Regions from separate parts of the Homo sapiens genome. Here region 1 is linked to region 2. Evidence: chromatin contacts called from ENCODE Hi-C data. All regions are on one chromosome and are shown on one strand. The core of a region is the stretch at or near the end of the contact, and the rest is flanking DNA. Distances in the headings are between cores, read along the strand shown.

What was found. Hi-C counts contacts between places; a loop is a spot of excess contacts on that map. Pooled maps may share reads with other maps.
Region 1: a pooled map shows a loop between it and region 2 (10-fold over the local background). The contact joins the promoter of LRRC32 here to the promoter of UVRAG in region 2. A Hi-C loop is called at or near these places in 4 of 37 single-sample maps with no recorded cell type and 5 of 50 pooled maps.

Annotation. Positions count from the first base shown.
Region 1 is chr11:76,667,635-76,673,977 of GRCh38, reverse strand. LRRC32 (leucine rich repeat containing 32) reads left to right here and starts at 3,231. Exons shown (of 3, transcript NM_001128922.2): 1 at 3,231-3,364. RefSeq lists an enhancer at 405-454 and silencers at 1,115-1,354, 3,087-3,286, 3,347-3,476.
Region 2 is chr11:75,810,037-75,816,549 of GRCh38, reverse strand. UVRAG (UV radiation resistance associated) reads right to left here and starts at 1,340. Exons shown (of 15, transcript NM_003369.4): 1 at 1,026-1,340. The coding sequence starts at 1,142. UVRAG-DT (UVRAG divergent transcript) reads left to right here and starts at 1,753. Exons shown (of 2, transcript NR_144531.1): 1 at 1,753-2,087; 2 at 2,689-3,036. RefSeq lists a silencer at 1,017-1,216 and enhancers at 1,512-1,806, 1,677-2,106, 2,030-3,229, 5,839-5,888.

The DNA of each region.
Region 1 (6,343 bases), core at 1,982-4,481, 860 kb before region 2:
GGCAGTTGCTTAACCTCTCTGAGCCTGGTCAGTAATTGAGAATAAAGGTCTCTGAGTTTCCTGGTCAGTCATTGAGAATAAAGACACCTAACTGGAAGGCTGTCTATGGCTGTCTTTACTCTCATTTGCCACATGAGATGAAGGACTGACCCACAGTGAGGGTTCAGCAAACAGCAGTGGAGACTAAATTGTCAGTCTAGGGTGCCATGGTCCTTTCCACTCTGGCTCTACAGTTAGATCAGGACAGCAAGGCTCAGAGAGTTTTAGCAGCTTGTCCAAGGTCACACAGGATGTGCACATCATCACCTTTCTGGGCCACTTGCTCCTGCGTAGGACCCTCAGGTTTCAATCTGGCCTGAGGTGAAATCCTCCCAGGGAGCTTTGAGCCTGACTTGGTGCCCGAGTGGGTTTTTTCATTACAGAATGGTAGTCCCGAGGACACAGGAAGAGATGCATCTCTTATATTTTCACTGACAATGCATGAAGGAATGGAAGCATTTCCACAAAAATATCAACACCATGAAGACTGAGCTGTCTGCTGATGGGCTGCCCAGGAGAACTCCCCATTTCTGGAGGTGTGCCAGCAGAAGCTAAGTGACACTGGATGGGAAGTTGGACTTGGTGGCCTTTAAAAGACCCTCCACATGGCTGCAAGGCAAGCCTGAGTCTGCTCAGTTTCCACCCACTCCTCCTCCTGCAGACTCAAGCTCTGCCTCCTAGACTTGGCCTTCAAGGCCTCTGGACTCAATCATCCTCTGTGCTCTCATCTGTCTCTCATCTGGCCTGGGAGCTCCAAAAAAGTAGGCATTGGGCATTTTTATTCAGCAACTGTCCTGGGCCCACCAGAGGAGAGAGGTCATGTTTACTGAGCAAAGGCCCCCGCGACCAGGAACTTCACACGTGTCATTACAGGCCATCCTCATACACCCGGTACTGTAATTAGTTTCACTTTGCAGGTCAGCAAACCAAGGTCAGGAAGGCTGAGCAACCTGCCAAAAGTCACACAACAACATGACTGCCAAAGAAGTGAAGAGATGAAGGAAGGGGCGCTGAGCCTGTGGGCTTCCCGGCTTTTAGCCCCTGGTCCCCAGAGGCATCTGCAGCAGGTGGGCACGCTTGGTTGCCCATCTGCCTCAAATGTGGGGGAGCCCCATCCGGGCACTGAGTAAGGTGGAACCCCACGAGCTGACTAACCACAACCACAGCCTCTGGGGGCGGGGGAGTGGGAGGTGGGGCACTCACCCCCAGCCCACCATAGCCCCAGCCCCGCCCTCCTGGGCCCTAGCAGAAGCTCTGCCATGGCCCAGTGATTTCTGCTTGGTAGCAGCTCCGGGAAGGGTGAGGCAGTGCTCAGCGAGCCTGGGTCTGGATGGCTGGGAGCTGGTCTGATACACAAGGCCAGGAACTGCCCGAATGATCCAGTCACTCTGCTCATACTGCAGGGCAGCTTCAAAGCACTTTCCTGAACATTTGGCCCCTTGGACAGGGACCTGGAAAAGGAAGCCCACAGGATATAGGAGTATCCACCAACTGCCACAATAAAGGCAGTGAGAAGTTGCCTAACAACCACTGGGTGCAGGCTCCAGCTGGATCCATTGCACTTAGTTCTAGCACCAACTCCAAGTAGTAGCTACTATCTTTCCCACTTTACAGATAGGGGCACTGAGGTTCCATTTGACCAAATGGAGCACTAGAGACCAGAGAGGGGGCTGGATGGACCAGCTAGGACCCTGTGGACATAGATCTGAGGCCTTGGGTGGCTGGGAGGGAAGGGAAAGAGGTTTGGATACCCTTCGCAGGCCCTGCTGAGAGATTCCTTACCTGCACCTCCTGCCCATCCCCTCACTGCAGCTCAGGCCTCCTCCTTAGGGAAGCCTTCCCTGATTTCCTCTTCTAAGACTAGGTCAGGCCCCTATGGCACCTGCTATCATGGCTTGTCCTCTCTGGGTTGACCCCATCTCCCCAGATCCATCTCCACAGTGGACTGAACAGGGGTAAGAAAAGGCAGTAACTGTAGAGACTTCAGGGAATCCCGCTTCTGAGCCCAGCCTTACCCTGATTTGCCACAAGGCCCTGGGTGGTCACTTTCATGCATGTAAAATGGGGCACCCTGCCCCACTCTCAGGGCTGGTGACGATCAGGGAAGAGAAACACTGTGGAAGAGGCCCCTTCTACACTTGGAACCAGGACCTGGAGGACAGCCAGGGCCCCTCTCTTCTAGGGACCCGCATACTAGAGTCCACAGGCAGCAAGGCAGGGTACCTGTGATTTGGTAGGGTCAAGGCATCTAGAAGAGAGGTGGCTTTGGGAAAGATCTGCTTCAACCTCCAATCTAAATGACAATACCGCCACCCCATATTTGCACAGTACTTTAAAAATTCGGGCAAGATAATGCCCAAACTGAATCAGACTTAGCTTTATGAACAGATTGGGCTCAAATCACTGATTCTTATTAGCTGTGTTGACTTTGGACACGCCATTTAACCTTTTCTGAGCCTCAGGTTCCCCAGCTATAAATAGGGACCTTACTAGTCTCAGACAATTGGTTTTCATGTGTACACACTGCCCCCACCCCTAGCCTCAGCTTCTCCATCCGAAAACAGGACTTTGATGGTGCCGTTTCACAGGCTGTTGAAGGGTCCCGCAGATGATGGAGGAGTACGGGTCCAGACACTAGAGCACAATCCGGAGAGGAAAAGTGACCTGCCAGGACCCACCAGAGTGGACGGCTTGGTGCGGGGAACCCCCTCCGCGGCCGCCCCAGGGCCAGCGAAGGGTCATTTCCTTCCGCATTCAGCCCCGCCGTCACCTCGCCTGTTTGCCCCCGCGTTAAGTGCGGCGGCGCCAGCAGCTGGGAAATCGGGGCCAGGCCGGATTTCCTCTGTGGACCTGCGGCTCCTAGAGCCACCGCGCCCCCCTCCGGACCCCGCGGGGCCGCGAACTGCACGTGCGGCGGCCGCTGGGATGGGCCTCGCTCCCACGGCGCTTCCTCTGCAACCCCTCTCCCTCCCGCCCTCTCATCCCCCCACACTGGGCCCCCGCCCCTTCCCGGCCGAGGTCCCAGGGTGGTGAAGATGCTTCGCCGCCCCACCCCACTCCGCCCCCGCCGGCTCCGGATAAACCGAGGCACGGGGCCAGGCGCTAGGACCCCACGGCCTCGCCAGAGGGGGGCGTGGCGGGGCGGGCCGGCGGGAGAGGTATTTAAATTGCAGCCGGAGCGCGGGGGCTCCGGTGGGGCAGCTGAGCGGCCTGCTCCTCCTCGGGCCGTGACCCCGGGGTCTGGCGCGGGGTGGGACCCGGGGGCGGGTTTGCGCAAAATGTGCCGAGACTGCCCGGGAGAGGAGCTGCGGCCGCGCTGAGCCAGGTAGGAGCCGCCGGGCAGGCGAGGCTGGCCGGCCCTCGGGGGGCGCACTGTCGCGCGCCTCTAGCGAGCGCAAGGCGGGGGCTGGTCCCAAGGGACGCCCCCCAAACACTCCCCTCCCGCCATCCCCACTGCGCGCGTGGAGCCGGGGCTGACCCTCCCTCGGTCCCTGGGAGTTCCCCAGCGCTCCTGTCTTGGCGGATCTTTCCCGCAAAGGGGTGAGGCCGGCCTTCCCATTTGACAGCTGGGAAAACAATGGCCTGAAGACCGTGACTTGCCCAGGAACACACAGCTAGGCAAGGGCAAACCGGAATTTGAATTCAGGTTTCCTGCAACGCTCCGATCCCAGCCAGGCGTGGGGCTGCCCATCCCACAGCACTAGATGGCCTGCCCATTTCTCGTAGTGGGGTAGGGGGCACCCACCGCTCTCCAAGGGGCTCTGAACCCAGCCTTCTTCATGGGTGGTAAGATGTGAGGGGCCCCCACCCCCACGCCGAGCTGCCTGAAATTCCGCCATCACAGCCACATTCCTTTGGGTTAAGGTCTAATTCCCCCGTGGGATGCACATGTCTCCAGAACGAGGCTTGCCCTTAGTGATTCACTGCTTGACAGGAACGTCCGCAGCAGCTCTCCCAGGACCCCACTCTGCCAGTAAGTCAGCTGAGGCCGAGAGGAGGGAGAGAGGACCTCAGAGGCCAGACTGTGAGCTAGTCTGCCCTGCTCCTGCGTGTGAGGGGTCGTTGGCAGGGCTTAGGGAAGGAGACCTTGATTTGGTATAGTGGGAACATTTGCTTTGGAGACAGATGAACTGGATTCTGATCGTGACCCTGCTATTTTCTCCTTGTGTGACTTTGGGTAAGTCACTTCTCTGAGCCTCCTTTTCTTCATGGGCAAAAAAAAGACAGTTCTATTGGGGGCAGTCGGCTCAGCATGTGCTGGAGAAAACACAGTATTCAGGTCATGTAGAACTGGATAAATCCCAGCTCCAAAGCCCTTATGAGCTGGGTAACTCTGGGGGTAAGTCACTTCACTTTCCGGAAACTGTTTTCTCATCCGTAAAATGGGAATTACAGTAATTTCCTCAATAGGTGATTGTGAGAATTAAATGAGATGATATAGGTCAAGTGCTTAGAAGACTAACATCCTTAAATGTAGGGGTGGGCTTATTGTGGTAGTAGTCATTGCCCCCCGTACCCCTGCTCTTTCTCTCTCACTCTCTCTCTCTCTCTCACACACACACACACACACACACACACACACACACACACACATTCTTTGGCACTTTTCTGAGTTGGACTCCTGAGAGTCCGACTCTCCTGCCTCCTCTTGCCCAGGCCACTTGTCTGCAGGCTTGGGGCCTCCCCACTGAGCACACCTCACCTGGGATGCTCAGCCCTGCGAGGGTCACTGTGTCAGCTGGGAAGGACAGTGAGGATGCAGGGCACCTTCGCCACCATTCTTTGCCTGATCATCACAATAGTTGGGGTTGGCCAGTGGCAGAACTGGAACCCAGCTGCCTACCCTGCAGACAGGACACTGGGGCACCAAGAAAGGAAGGGACTTACCTTAGGGAGCAGAGCTGGTGAGTGGTGGGCTTTGGATGCAAGCCTGGGTCTAAGTGACACCGTCCTCCTTTTTGAGAGAGAGTAGTCTTTAAATGCTACACCCTGTACTTGGGCACCACTGAGGAGGGCCCACAGCTGAGGGGCCCTTCCCGTCAGATGCCAGGACAGAGTGCCCATGTGCTGCAGGGACGATCCCTTCTGGATGTGCACAGGGCCACCTTGGGGATAGAGTGGGGTTTGGCAGAGGAAGGGGAAATAAGGGCCTAGGACCCTTCCTTGTCCTCACCTGGCACTCACCACTCAGTCCACTGCAGCTGAGCTTCTGCCCTGATTTTGCCACTTGTTCACTAGTCTTTAGTGAGTACCTACTTAGTAGGCCCCTGTTCCCACATGATAAGAAATAAATGATGAGGAAATGATAAATGTGGGAAAACAATGACATGTGTGAGGAGCTGAGGAAGAGCATTCAGGGAGAGGAAACTGCAGGAGCAAAGGCCCTGTGGCAGGAATGAATTTGCTGTGTTGAAGGAACAGCAGGAAAGCTGGAATGTGGTGAGGGAAGGGAAAATGGGCAAGAGTCAGAGAGGAGACTGTGGATAGCCTGGATTTTCTTGGAGATTTTCAAACAGAAGAGGTTTAGGATCTGACAGATGATTTTATATTATCACTCTGGCTGCTAGGTACAGGACAGATTATAAGAGGTCAGGGTGCTGTGGTCAAGGCCAGGATTGGGGTGGCGTCTCGGTCTGTGGCAGTGATAAGAGGGAAGTAGGAAGATCCGGGGTCTCTTTCAGGGAGAGCAGTCAGAGCCCACTGACGGCATGGATGGGTGAAGGGAACGTTGCAGAGAGGTGAAGGGAGAGCCAAGGAGAACTGCTCTCAGTAACGACCCCATGTCACCGAGACTCCTAGTGTCGGTTTTCTGTCCGCTGCTGACCTGTTGTGTGCTGTGAGATGCATCTTAAAGGATGGTGAGCCCCTCTCTAGGGGCACTTCCCATGGGAGGGGGTGGGGCCCAGTAGCCACGGAGGGCTTGGTGCTGTGCTCACTGGAAGCTCAGGGGCTCTGGGAGGACTGGAGGACATAGTCCAGACTTGGGGAACCAAAGAAGGCCTCTTGGCCCATCTAAGCTGGGACCCCAAGGATGAGGAGGTCTTTAGCAGAAGAGGAGAGGGGAGAAAGTGAAGGTTTGGGGCAGTGAAAATCTGCTCAGGGAACTGAAGGAAATATGAGGTGTCCAGAACCCAGAATGTGAGAGGGGACACCGGGGAAGCAGGCTGGAGAGCAGAGCTGGCCAGGCAGGGCATGCTCCCCAGTGGCCTGGAAGGCCCTGCCGGAGGGGTTTTCACTCAGTTCTGAATATGCTAACTTTCTAACGGGCGGTGGCGTTCTGCTTTTTAAACAGCAGAACAAAGTT
Region 2 (6,513 bases), core at 91-2,590:
GAGTTGTGAAAATTCAGTGAACTAATGGCCACTGAGCCCTTTGCACAAATCCAACACGGTAAGTTCTCAGTAAATGACAGTTTCTCTAGATCCTCTTCTTGGCAGGAGGAATAAAGGGAGAGGGTGAAAGGTATTCTTTAGGTCTCTTTAATGCTAAGATTCCTGCAAAATCTCCCCTTGGGGGACAGAAGGAAGGCAACCGATATAAGGAGGGAAGTACTCTACAGATATGTGAGTGAAACAAAGAGTTTTGTCACATCTCCAAAGTCAGTGTTTCCCCCTTCTTATCTTCCTACAACGCAGAGCCAAGAAGTCCTCAAAGCCCTTCCTAAAGGATGGAGGAACACATGAATATATACATCAAATCCTCCTTCCACAGAGACTCACTGAAGGGAATGAAGAAGGAAAAAGTCCTCCTAATTATTAAGATGCGTTCCTTGGGACTCGGAGAATTAGGAAGGAAACCCCCAAGTCTTGAATACATTTCTCTAAAGAGGCCGAATACTTAATAATCAGGGGAGATTAAAGCAAATGGTAGACACCCTAAAGTCTCCTCCAGGGCTCTTGCACGAAGAGTACAAACTGGTTTCTCCGTAAGCGGGGATGGCCAGGTGGGGAAAGAAAGGAAAAGTGCTTTCACTATGGCCCGTGGGACACAGGGGGTTCCCCGGGTCCCTTCCTGGGCGGAACGAGGGAGAGGGTCTGCGCGGGGCAATCCCCGGCTCCCTGCGTTGGGGGAGGCGGCCTCGGGCCGGGGCCCCAGGGACTTGAGCTGGCTGGCTGCTTGTCCCTTAACAAGCCCATCTCCTGTAACGGGATTCTCCTAGGACTCCGGGATCTCCCGGAGGTTCGGCCATCACTGGACCCCTCCCCGCACAAACCTCCTGACAGTCTTCCTCAGTCCCGCGAGCCCTCCGGGTCCCTGCTCTGGGTGTCCCGGCTCGCGGGGTCAGCCCGGAGCCAGCAAGCTCTCCACGCGGGCCTGCCCGGGTCCCTCCCGAGTGCTGCGAGCCGCGCGGGCTTACCTGCTGAGACGGCAGCTCCACATGCAGGGCCCGCGCGGCAGAACCGGGAGGCAGAGCAGCGGCCGGGCCCGGGGGTGGCTGGGGGACGGGGCCCCCGACCGACGCGGAGGCGCTCATCTCGATCCAGGGGCCGCCAAGCGGCGGGGCGGGCACTCTTCCGGCATCCGCCGCCGCCCCCTTGCCACCACCTACCAAGCCCCTGCAGCCTAGAAACCCGCCACCCGAGAGGCACTACTGCTCAGCCCAGACAGTAGCCGCCGCCGCTGCCGCCGCTGCCGCCGTTGCCGCCGCTGGCTAAGGAAGAGCCATATTACCGCAGTGCAACCCCTCCACCCCGCTGAGACCCGGAGCGCTCATTGGCTTAGCCCTCAAGGGGGCGGGACCCAACGGCAGAAAAGGGGCGTGCTATTGGGTAGAAGGTCTGTCCATCGCTGGCATTACTGGACTTGGGGGCGGAGGGACTCAAGGATGGCCTCAATTGCGTCTGTCAAGCCGGGGTGAAACCTGGGGCGTTGCTTCTTTTTTTCCCAGTCTAATTGGTTCTTTTACTACCAACGGGCAGAGTCTCCTGGTGGAGGCGGAAGGGCCATTGCAAGAGGTCGCTGTCAATTGTCAGTAAAGGGAAAGAGGGGTGGGGTCTTGATTAGGTAGAGCGCGCTTCTGGGCTCCGGTGTCACGTGCAGGAGGCGGGAGAGTCACCTGATTAGGGAGAACCGGTCTTCTGAGCCACTTCCGCCCTCACTGGTTGCCGTGGTAACAGGCCTCCGGTGGAGGGCGGGGACCCTCGGAAGCCAGCTGGGTGGCGATCGCTTGTCTGCCTTGGCAGGCCCCTTGTGCAGTCTTTTCCCGGCGTGAGCGTGCAGGGATTGAAAAGGAATGCTTTATGGTTCAGCAGAGAGCCACCACGCAGGATGCACTGGGACCTGAGAACCGTCGGGCAGTCCCACGAGCTCTTTCATGACCAGCTCCAACCGACAAGTACACGCCCCTTCGCACTCCACTAGCTAGTAAGCTGAGCTACAAGGTGTGCCAGGCACCCAGGACGCCGATTCACCGCTTCAGGTGGGCTGTTTGTGCTGTGTCCCCAGAAAGCCTTTGCTACTTATCCATCAGTCTTAGCTGGGGCAGGAGTCCCTTCTTCCAAAAGGCTTCTCTGAGCCTCTCTGGGACCTTGAGTTAGGAATTTTGACCCTACCGTGGGTCTGGATTATTCTATTAATTTTTTTTAACAGTGCCTCATTCTTTCGCCCGGGCTGGAGTGCAGTGGCAAAATCACGGCTCATTGCAGCCTCGACCTCCTGGGCTCAAGTGATCCTCCCACCTCACCCTCCTAAGTAGCTGGGAATACAGGCACATGCCACCAGGCCCAGCTAATTTTAAAATTTTTTTGTAAAGATGGGGTTCTGGCCATATTTCCCAGACTAGTCTCAAACTCCCAGGCTCAAGCGATCCTCCAGTCTCGGGCTCCCAAAGTGTTGGGATTACAGGCATGAGCCACCAGGCCTGGCCACATTGTCTTTTAACACATGTAAGCAGCCACCCTCCTTCCCACACACACACAAAATACTGTGAATTCTTCAAGCAAAAGGACTTTGTCTGATTCATCTCTGGATCCCCAGTGCCTGACAGAGAATCAGGAAATTTTTTTTTTTTTTTTTTGCAGTGAAGGCCCAGCTCAAATGCCACCTCTTCCATGAAGACTTCCGTGATCCACAATGATAGCATCTCCAGCAATTGCTTCTATAATGAATAGCATGAGTCATTCTGCAGGATGTTGATCTTCCTTTTTTTACTCCTAGACTGAATTTTTCCACCACCTGGATGAACATAGCAGAAAGAACATAGTGTTTTAGAGTCAGACACAATAGGAATCAGGCACTTTGGAATCTTGGCTCTACCACCTTTGAGCTATGTATCCCAAGGCAAGTCACTTCCCCTCTCTCAGCTTTAAAATAGTAATAGGATTGCTGTAGGGATTAAAGTAAATCAACATATGTAAAGTGCCCACACAGGACCTGGCATATAGTAGTTGCATTTTAAATTTTTTAAACAAAATGTAAGCATACTATCTTTCCAGGGTGTTCAGAAGCCTGAAAAACACCTTGGATCTTTTCTCAGAGCTGGATCACAAAGATGTCACACTGTCTCCTGTTCTGACACACTGAGTGGTTCCTCATGGCTGGAGCCTGGGGCGTGTGGTCAGGTGTTTGTTGAGAAAGGAGTCGCTTGATCAGGTGTTTGTTGAGAAAGGAGTCACTGGGAAATCCCAAATATTATCTGATTGAACTCATGTGGTGCCAAGATCTGGGGGAATTTCACAGAAAACACATTTCTGTTTCTAAGCTGTATTAGTTTTCTGAGGCTGCCATAACACATTATCACAATTCTTGCTTGAGCCCAAGAATTTGGGACCAGCCTGGGCAACATGGCAAAACCTTGTCTCTACAAAAATACAAAAATTAGCCCAGCATGTCGTTTTCACCTATAGTCCCAGCTACTGAGGAGGCTGAGGTGGGAGGATTACCTGAGCCTGGGGAGGTTGAGGCTGCAGTGAGTCAAGATCATGCCACTGTACTCCAGCTTGGGCAACAGACTGAGACCCCATATCAAAAACAAACGAAGAGTGATCATCCAGTTACTCACTGCTGGGTCTGAGGGAAGCCCAAAGGCAGTGGGAGCCAGAGAAAATAGTTGAGAGTCAGATTTCACAGTGGAGGTGACATTGAAACAGGGTATTGAAGGGCCAATAAGAGTTCACCAAGTCAGGAGAGAGGGAGGAAAGGACATTCCAGCAGAGAGCAGGATCTATTCTTTCCACAAGCCTTTACTGAGGTTCACCTTTGCACAGGCTAGCTACTGGGTTCTGGAAATGCAGAGCTCAAGTAAACAACCCTTCTCCCACTTTTCCCAAATGCCGAAAACATTAGGAGAACTAGGACTCTCATCCCTAGGGGCATTGGGAAGAACTCAAAAGCCTGCTGCTTGCAAAGTATTCAAGATGATGTAAAGCATTTAACACACTGTCTGGGAGATAGTACATTTTTAATAAATACTAGCTGTCATTATTTTCATATGTCCTATTTCATTCTAAAAACTTTTCTTTCTTGTTTTTGAGACAGAGTCTCTCTCTGTGACTCAGGCTGGAGTGCAGTGGTGCGATCTCAGCTCACTGCTACCTCTGCCTCCCAGGTTCAAGTGATTCTCCTGCCTCAGCCTCCCAAGTAGCTGGGACTACAGGCATGCACCACCACACCCAGCTAAGTTTTTTTGTATTTTTAGTAGAGACAGGATTTCACCATGTTGGTCAGGGTGGTCTTGAACTCCTGACCTCAAATGATCCACCCACCTCAGCCTCCCAAAGTGCTGGGATTACAGGCATGAGCCACCGCGCCCGGCCCTAAAAACTCTTTTATTATTGGGATCCTATTTCATAATATGGCTGATTGTTTCAACATAAAAATATTTTAAATCACAGAATTAAATTATTATAATATTTACATAGTGCTATATATCCCCCAGAGAAACATATATCCAAGTTTAGAGAACATAGATTATAAGGTGGCCAAATGCAATGTATATGCAATGATAGAAGGGGTCCAAGGTCAAGTGGTAAGAGTGACCAACTCTTCAGGAGCTGGTGGGCAAGGTCAGAGCAGGCTTCACCAAAGTTATAAAGGATGATTGGGAGTTTAGTAGATGAACAATAGGTGTTTAGATCTGTTTGGCTCGGGAATAGCTAGTGTTTTAACAGCTAATTAGTACCATGTTGGGTATTTAAATCAAACATTCAGTTTCCAGGGCCAAAAAGCTAAGCCTACCCCAATCCATTTGCCTCCACTTCCTCCTCCCACCTCATGGGCCTGATGCATTGGGTAAACAAGAGCAAGATAGGGCAGATGGGTCTTTCAGTGTCTCAAACTGTATTGAGTTAAATCTATCCCCTTCCTTTCAACAGAGCCCTCTTTCTTCCATTCACTTACCTGTCTAGTCAAACACCCATCAGACCTTTGCCAGGTGTCCAGCCTGGGCACTACGTTTCAGAAAATGATGCACATAGAATCCCTAACTGAAAGGAGATCGCAGCTCATTTGGTACAAAGTGGTAAGTACAATAATCGAGATGATGTATAAAGTACAGTGGAAGCACTAAGAGAAAGGTGCTAACTGTCACGTGTTGTCCAGGAAGGCTTCCTAGGAGAGGAGAGTATTCTATGCAGGAGGAACAGCATGAGCAAAGGCACAGGGGTAGAGGAAGTGACAGCAGCAGAGTCTAACATGGCTGAAACAAAGGCTGCATGGGAGAGCAACAGGCAAAAAGATTGGAAGAGGAAGCTAGGGCCGGGTGAGAAGAACCTGACTACCAGGCCGAAGAACATGAGTTTCATCGTGGGCAACAGAAAGCACTTAGAAAGATGGCTCAGGCAGCCTTGGGGGAGGGGTAGCTTTGAAGGGGCAGGACTAGAAGAGTGAGACGCTTGCAGAAAGCAGGTGAGAATTGTAAAAGAAAAAGGCCATTCCCCAAAGAAACTGCACATACCCAAGAACCCTGAAAGGCAGGTGCCTAGACAGCATTTTCCCTTCTCCTTTCCCAACTCGGCAAGGTCATTTTCTCAAAAAAGGCTTCCCAGGTCTGAACGAACTGCTACTTCCTCTGGGCTCCTACAGCAGCTGTCTGACCTCTCTTCAGTATGTGTAACTGTGTGCCTAGTCATATATTGAGCAGTCTACATTTGTCCCTCCCACTCTGCTGTGAACCTCTGCTTTTGATTTCTCTGAGTCCCCAGCATCCCAACACAGAAGACAGGCTCCATAGCGTCATTGAGCAAATGGCTGAATGAATGAAGTCAATGAATGAATGGACAAATACTTGAGTAAGTGAATGTTTGGATCACATGGGGGCCTCCATTCCTCCCGACTAGACACAGCCCCCAGAGAGGGGAAATGAGCTTGCTAAGGTCACACAAAGTTTGTAGCAAAGCTAAGACAAAGAGTTGGGCCTTTTGTCCCCAAGACCAATGCTCTTTCCTCAGTTCCAGTGGTTTTCCCACTGCCACTGACTGTAAAGGTGCCAGTGTGAACACAGGAGCTTGTGAATGTGCAGGCCAGTGAGGGTAACACGTATGGGAAATAAGCACATCTAACCCAGGGAGCTGATATACCGAGAGTTGTCCAGAGAAAACTTTCCTTGGGAACTGATGTTTGCAGTGAGGTCTGAAAGATGAGTAGGAGTTAACTGGACAAAGGAGGCTAGTGAGGGCAGGGGAAGCTGTTGGATAAAGGAACAGGAGGAACAGCCCATGAAGGACTATATGGAGCATTGCAGCAACTCAAAGAGAAGGCCAGCTGGTGCCAAGGAGGAAGAGGAGAACACTTTCGAAAGAAATTGGTATTTCAAAACCAAAACCAAACCAAAGACCACCTTCAGTTTCTTTAACAGTTTAGTGTTGTTCTTACTGGTAATTTTATTTACTTATTTATTTATTTATTTT